Linked DNA regions of Homo sapiens: region 1 is linked to region 2. A link is a loop called in an ENCODE intact Hi-C map of the cell type or tissue named here. Cell type or tissue: IMR-90. All regions are shown on one strand.

Evidence for each region. Hi-C counts contacts between places; a loop is a spot of excess contacts. Peaks named below come from ENCODE experiments on the same cell type or tissue, not always from the same donor. Only the 100,000 strongest peaks of a DNase experiment are listed, where the experiment ranks them.
Region 1: it touches region 2 in a loop (23-fold over the local background); 1 of 110 quality-filtered maps calls a loop at or near these places.

The regions. Positions count from the first base shown.
Region 1 is chr15:41,362,911-41,366,910 of GRCh38, reverse strand. NUSAP1 (nucleolar and spindle associated protein 1) reads right to left here. Exons shown (of 11, transcript NM_016359.5): 7 at 1,322-1,509. Among named protein-coding and RNA genes, the nearest start is that of NUSAP1, 32 kb to the right of the region's middle. In IMR-90, no CTCF peak of the experiment used is centred here; no DNase peak of the experiment used is centred here.
Region 2 is chr15:40,188,623-40,192,622 of GRCh38, reverse strand. All of the region lies in intron 8 of BUB1B (BUB1 mitotic checkpoint serine/threonine kinase B), which reads right to left. All of the region lies in intron 1 of LOC107984763 (a long non-coding RNA gene), which reads left to right. Among named protein-coding and RNA genes, the nearest start is that of BUB1B-PAK6, 27 kb to the left of the region's middle. RefSeq lists a silencer at 1,749-1,949. In IMR-90, no CTCF peak of the experiment used is centred here; a DNase peak (open chromatin) is centred at 1,842.

The DNA.
Region 1 (4,000 bases), 1.2 Mb before region 2:
CTAAGACCTATTCATATGAGTATGTTCTTCCCTATGAAACCTCCTCTATAAAATTGGAAGAGGTGACTTTCCTAACAGATGTGTAGAAATCAATGCAAGGACACATAAACCATGAAAATGTAGGGAAACAAGTCACCTTCAAAGAAAAATGGTAATTCTCCAGTAACCCTATTCATAGGGAAATATATGAAATACCAGAAAAAGAATTCAAAATAATAATCTTAAGGGAACTCAGTGAGATACACAAGAGAATACAGACAAGTCAATGAAATCAGGAAAACAATTCATGATTTGAATGAGAAATTTAAGAGGTACATATACCTGGGTGCGGCCAGGCGCGGTGGCTCATGCCTGTAATCCCAGCACTTTGGGAGGCCAAGGCAGGTAGATCACCTGAGGTCAGGAGTTCAAGACCAGCCTGGCCAACATGGTGAAACCCCGTCTCTACTAAAATAAAAACTTAGCCGGGTGTGGTGGTACGTGCCTGTAGTCCCAGCCACTCGGGAGGCTGAGAATCGCTTGAACCTGGGAGGCAGAGGTTGCAGTGAGTCAAGATCTCGTCACTGCACTCCAGCCTGGGCAATGGAGTGAGACTCTGAATGAAGAAAAAAAAAAAAAAGAAAAAAGAAAAAAAAAGAAAGGTTGGGTGCAATGGCACGTTTGTAATCCCAGCACTTTGGTTGGCCAAGGTGGGATGATCACTTGAGCCCAAGAGTTCAAAACCAGACTGGACAACGTAGTGAGACCTTGTGAAATTAGCTGCGCATGGTGGTTTCAAACAGCTAGAAGGAGGATACTAAATATAAAGCAATGATAACTATTTGAGATGATGGATATGCTAATTACCCTGATCTGACTACAATACAATATATGTATTGAAACATCACTATGGGCCGGGCGTGGTGGCTCACGCCTGTAATCCCAGCACTTTGGGAGGCTGAGGTGGGCAGATCATGAAGCCAGGAGATCGAAACCATCCTGGCTAACATGATGAAAGCCCGTCTCTACTAAAAATACAAAAAATTAGCCGGGCATGGTGGCACGTACCTGTAGTCCCAGCTACTCGGGAGGCTGAGGCAGAAGAATCACTTGAACCTGGGAGGCGGAGGTTGCAGGGAGCTGAGATTGCGCCACTGCACTCCAGCCTGGGCGACAGAGCGAGACCTCATCTCAAAAAAAAAAAAAAGAAAAAGAAAAGAAAAGAAACATCACTATGTACCCTATGAGTATGTACGAATATTATTTGCCAATTAAAAATTTTTTTTTTATATAGTCCATGTGAAATCTTGTTCATGATTACATTTTGGAGTGATTTCTTTACCTGACACCCGTTTTAGCTGCAGAGATAGCAGAGCGCTTGAGTGACCCCTTCAGACCCAAGGTACTCTGACTTGCAGGGCCACAAGACCGGCCTTGCGAGCGTCGTTGGCTGATGGGAGTAGAAGCCACAGAGAGTCTTCCTCTTGGAGGTACTGGAGTCCTGACCCCTCCCTTATTGATGGGCTGCTGCTGAAGAGAAAATGCATCATTTTAAAAGCTTGGCCTCTCCAACATGGTGAAACCCCATCTCTACTAAAAATACAAAAATTAGCCGGGCGTTGTGGCATGTGCCTATAGTCCCAGCTACTCAGGAGGCTGAGGCGGGAGAATCACTTGAACCCAGGAGGCGGAGGTTGCAGTGAGCCGAGATCACACCAGCCTGGCAACAGAGCGAGACTACATCTCAAAAAACAAAAACAAAAAACAAACAAAAAGACTTGGCCTCTGATACAGTATTGTCTCCTAGGCAAAGTTCAGAAGAGCGTTTCCATTTATCCCTGTTTCATTCCTCATTTGTAACTCCATTTGGAATCTTTTCTTTCCTCACTACCTCACCTCATCCTATTCTACCTGTCTGGCTGGCTCCACAGTTACCTGCCATTTATTGCTATGGGGATTCTGTTATAAAGAGCAATTTCCAGTTGAGGCTGAGTAAGGAGTTACAAGAAAGCCTTTCCCGGCTGCTATGGACCCAGGCATTTTCTTTCTTTTTTTTTTTTATTTGAGACAGAGTCTGGCTCTGTTGCCCAGGCTGAAGTGCAGTGGCACAATATGGGCTCACTGCAATCTTCACCTTCCAGGTTCAAGCGATCCTCCCACCTTAGCCTTCTGAGTAGCTGGGATTATAGGCACCTGCCACCATGCCCAGCTAATTTTTGTATTTTTAGTAGAGACAGGATGTTGCCATGTTGGCCAGGCTGGTCTCAAATGCCTGACCTCAAGTGATCTGCCTGCCTTGGTGTCCCAAAGTGTTTGGATTACAGGCGTGAGCCACTGTGCCCAGCTATCTGGGCATTATCTTTTCTTTCTTTCTTTTTTTTTAAATGAGACGGGGTCTCTTTCTTTCACCTGGGCTGGAGTGCAATGGCATGGTCTCAGCTCACTGCAACTTCTGCCTCCCAGGTTCAAGCGATTCTCCTGCCTTAGCCTCCCAAATAGCTGGGACTACAGGCACCCACCACCACACTCGACTAATTTTTGTATTTTTAGTAGAGACGGGGTTTCACTGTGTTGGCCAGGCTGGTCTTGAACTGCTGACCTTGTGATCTGCCTGCCTCAGCCTCCCAAACTGCTGGGATTACAGGTGTGAGCCACCACGCCCAGCCTAGCCAGACATTTTCTAACTAGAGACATAATGTAGAAAAACAGTCCCTTGTAGCCACAAAGGAAGAAAAAAAGATTATTTTGGAAATACGGAAGCTTTGAGACGTTATATACAGTTTATTAAATATAAACTTAGGCCAGGTGTAGTGGCTCACAACCTGCAATCTCAGCACTTTGGGAGGCTGAGGCAGGAGGATCGCTTAAGCCCAGGAGTTCATGACCAGCCTGGGCAACATTAGGAGATCTTGTCTCTACAAAAACAAACCTAAAGAACCTATTATATATTTAACATGTGGAATCTACAAATAATTCTATCCTCTCCCTCTATCCCCAAACAATAGCTTTTTGAAGTCCTTTAAAACAAAAAACAAAAAGAGGGAAGGAAATAAATGCTTGAAGGGTTTCACTTAGGGTATCTGTCTTAGATATTGTCAAGGCACAAAGAGTAATTGAATATCTTATTATCATTAGTCTAACATCTGTTGCAAGCAGAAAAAATTAACTTTATTGCCTGTCAACTGAGATATGACAATTGAAATTAATATTTAGAAAAATAAAAATGTAGGTTAAGAATTAAATACAGGGACTAGAAATAAACATAATCTGGTGGCCCATGCCTATAATCTCAGTACTTTGGGAGGCAGAAGAGGGGGGACCGCTTGAGCCTAGGAGTTTGAGACCAGCCTGGACAACATAGGGAGGCCTGTCTCTACAAAAAACTGAAAAATAGCTGGGTGTAGTAGTGCATGACTATTGTCCCAGCTACTAAGGAGGCTGAGGTGTGAGGATCACCTGAGCCCAGGAGGTTGAGGCTACAGTGAACCATCACTGCACCATTGAATTACCACCTGGGTGACAGGGTGAGACTCTGTCTAAAAAAATATATATATATGTATATAATTTTATATAAAAATTGTATATATATATAGAGAGAGAGAGAGACACACACACAGACAGGCAAGATCTTTTTTTTTTTTTTTTTTAGATGGAGACTTGCTCTGTCGCCCAGTCTGGAGTGCAATGGCGTGATATTGGCTCACTGCAATCTCCGCCTCCTGAGTTCAAGCAATTCTCCTGGTCAGCACCCAGAGCAGCTGGGATTACAGGCATCTGCCACCACGTCTGGCTAATTTTTGTATTTTTAGTACAGACGGGGTTTCGCCATGTTGGGCAGGCTGGTCTTGAACTCCTGACCTCAGGTGATCCACCCACCTCAGCCTCCCAAAGTGCTGGGATTACAGGCGTGAGCCACTGTGCCCAGCCATATATATAAGTATATATGTCTATACATTTTTTTGAGACAGGGTCTCACTGTCACTGAGCCTGGAGGACAGTGGCCCGATCTCAGCTCACAGCA
Region 2 (4,000 bases):
TGGAAAGGGCAGAACTATAAAGACAATGAAAAGATCAATAGTTACAGGGGATTTGGGGAGAGAGAGAAAGGGATGAACAAATGGAGCAAAGGGGATTTCTGGGACAATGAAACAATTCTGAATGACACCGTAATGATGGATAGATAATATTATGTATTTGTTAAAACACACAGAACTGTAAAACACATTAGAGTGAATCCTAATGTAAACAAAGAACTTTAACCAATAATAATGTATCAATATTGGTTCATCAATTATAACAAATGTACCACACTCATGCATGATGTTAGTAATAGGAAAAACTGTGTACAGGGTTGAGGGGTGGGGATGGAGTATGTGGGAACTCTCTGTACTTTCTACTCCATTTTTCTGCAAAGCTAACACTGCCCTAAAAAATAAAGTCTATTAATTAAAGAAAAAGAAGTGCAAAACTTGTATTCTGAAACCTACAAAACACTGAAAGAATTCAAAGACATACATAACTGGAAAGACATCCTATGTTCATGGACCAGAAGACTTAATATTTTTAAGATGTCAATATCATTAAATTAACCTACAGATTCAACAGAATCACTATCAAAATTCCAGCTGGCTTTTCTGCAGAAATTGACAGGCTAATCTTAAAATGTATAAGGAATTACAAGAGAATCAGAATAGTCAAAACAATCTTTAAAAAGAGGAACAAAGTTGGATTCATCCTTCTCAATTTCAAAAGTTACTACAAATCTGCAGTAATCGAGATCGTGTAGGGGAAAAAAAAAAGACTGTGTGGTATTGACATAAGGATAGACAAAAAGATCAATGGAATAGAATTAAGAGTCTAGAAATAAATTCATACATTTTGGTCAACTGATATTTCAACAAGAGTGCCAAGACCATTCAATAGCAAAAGAGTAGTCTTCAACAAGTGGTGCTGGGACCACTGGATATCCACATGAAGAAAAATGAATTTGGACTCCTTCCTTATACCATACACAAAAATTAGCTAAGAATGGATCACAGACCTAAATATAAGAGCTAAAACTATAAAACTCCTAGAAGAAAATGTATAAAAGCAAATCTTCATGACTTTGGATTAGTCAGAGCCTTCTTAGATATGACAGTGAAAGCTCAGGGACAAAATTTTAAAAAACAGATAAATTGCATTTCATCAAAATTTTAAATAACTTTTGGTCTTCAAAAGAGATCATTGAGAAAATAAAATGACAACCCAGAATGGGAGAAAATATTTGCAAATCATGTATCCGAAAAGAAGTTGTATCTAGAATACATAAAAGACTCTTAAACTCAACAATAAAAAACCAAATAGAGTAGTTTCCCCTTACTCATGGTTTCATTTTCAGCAGTTTCAGTTATCTATGGTCAATGGTGGTCCAAAAATATTAAGTGAAAAATTCCAGAAATAATTCATCAGTTTTAAATTACAAGTCATTCTGGCCAGGCGCAGTGGCTCATGCCTGTAATCCCAGCATTTTGGGATGCTGAGTCGGGTGGATCACTTGAGCCCAAGAGTTCGAGACCAGCCTGGGCAATATGGCGAAACCCCGTCTCTACTAAAAACACAAAAATTACCTGGGTGTGATGGCACAAGCCTGTAATCTCAGCTACTTGGGAGGCTGAGGTACAAGAATCGGTTGAACCCGGGAAGCTGAGGTTGCAGTGAGCCACGATGGCACTACTGCACTCCAGAATGGGCAACAGAGTGAGACTCGGTCTCAAAAAAAAAAAAAAAAATTACAAGGCGTTCTGACTATCCTGATGAAATCCCATATATTCCCATTTTGTTCCACCTAGGATGTGAATCATCCTTTTGTTCAGCATCCACATATTAGTCACTTAGCAGCTGACTCGTATCAGATCAGCTGTCCCAGCATTGCAGTTCTTGTGTTCAAGTAACCCTTATTATACTTAATAATGGCCCCAAAGCACAAGAGTAGCGATGCTGATGATTTGGATATGCCAAAGGTGAAAGTTCTTAACTTTTATTTTATTGTTTTATTTTATTTTTAGAGACAGGATCTGAATCTGTTGCCTAGGGTGGAGTACAGTGGCGTGACCCTGGCTCACTGCAGCCGTAGACTCCTGGGCACAAACAATCCTCCCACCTCATCCTCCATAGTAACGGAAACCATAGGCATGTGCCACTATGCCCAGCCAGTGTATTTTTATTTTTAGTAGAGATGGGGTCTCACTATATTGCTCAGGCTGGTCTTGAACTCCTGGTCTCAAGCAATCCTCCTGCCCCAGCCTCCCAGAGCCAAAGTGCTGAGATTAAAGGCATCAGCCACCATGCCCAGCCTCAACTTTCACTAAAAAAAATAAAATAAAAATAAAAAATAAATCACATGCTGAAGTTGATAAGATTTACAGTAAGAATGAATCTTCTATCAGTGAAATTGTGAAGAAGGAAAAAAAGTTAGTTTTGCTGTCATACCTCAAACTGCAAAAGTTATGGCCACAGTGCATGTATAAGATAAAACATAGTATATAAATGGTTTGGTACTATCAAGTTTCGGGCATCCACTGGAGTCTTGGAACGTATCCCCTACAGATAAGGAGGGACTACTGTAATCCAAAGGAAAAATAGGCCAAGGATTTAAACAGTCATTTCTCCAAAGAAGATATACAAAAGGCCAATAAACCTATGAAAATAGGCTCAACATCATTAGTCACCAGGAAAATGCAAATCAAAACCAGCGAAATACCACTTCACATCTCTGTTAGAATGACAATAACCAAAAAAGCATAATAACAAGTGTTGGGAAGGAATTGGAGTACTCGTACATTAGGGGAATGTGAGAAGGTAAAATGGTACAGCTTTTTTGGAAAACAATTTGACAGTTCCTCAAAATATTAAACATGGAGTTAATCACACGATCCAGCAATTCCTCTCCTAGGTATACAGCCAAGAAAAACGAAAACACATGTCCACACAAAAATGTATACACGGTATTCACAGCAGCATTATCCATAATAGCCAAAAAATGAAAACAATTAAAATTTGTATCAACTGATGAATGGTTAAATAAAATGTTGTGAAGCCACACAACGGAATACTACTTGGCAATAAAAAATAATGAAGTACTGATACATGTCACAACGTGGATGAACCTTGAAAACACTACCCTAAGTGAAAGAAACCAGTTAGAAAAGACCATACACTGCCTGGACGCAGTGGCTCACGCCTATAATCCCAGCGGTCTGGGAAGCCGAGGTGGGCGGACCACTTGAGGTCAGGAGTTTGAGACCAGCCTGGCCAACGTGGTGAAAGCCTGTCTTTACTGAAAATACAAAAGTTAGCCAGGAGTGGTGGCACATGCCTGTAGTCCCAGATACTCAGAAGGCTGAGACAGGAGAAATGCTTGAACTGGAGAGGCGAAGGTTGCAGTGAGCAGAGATTGCACCAATGTACTCCAGCCTGGGCGACAGAGCAAGACTCTGTCTAAAACACAAAAAACAAACAAACAAAAAAAAACAAAGACCACATATTATATTATTTACACGAGATGTCTAGAATTGGTAAATTATCTATAGAGAAAAAAACAGTTGGTTGCTAGGGTGGGGATTGGGGTAATGGTGGGGAATCGAGTCTTACAGGTATGGGTACAAGGTTCTTTCTGGAGTGATAAAAATGCTCTAAAATTGATTGTGGTAAGGGTTGCACAACTCTGTGAACATACTAAAAGCCACGGAATTATATTTCGATGAAGTTTAGAAAAAAAAAGAAAAAAAAGCTTTAAAAGGCTGAGTGCAGTGGCTCATGCCTGTAATCCCGGCACTTTGGGAGGCTAAGGCGGGCAGATCTCGAGGTCAGGAGTTCGAGACCAGCCTGGCCAATATGGTGAAACCATGGCTCTACTAAAAATACAAAAATTAGCTGGGCGTCGTGGCGGGCGTCTATAATGCCAGCTACTCGGGTGGCTGAGGCAGGAGAATTGCTTGAACCCGGGAGGCGGAGGTTACAGTGAGCTGAGACGGCGCCACTGCACTCCAGCCTGGG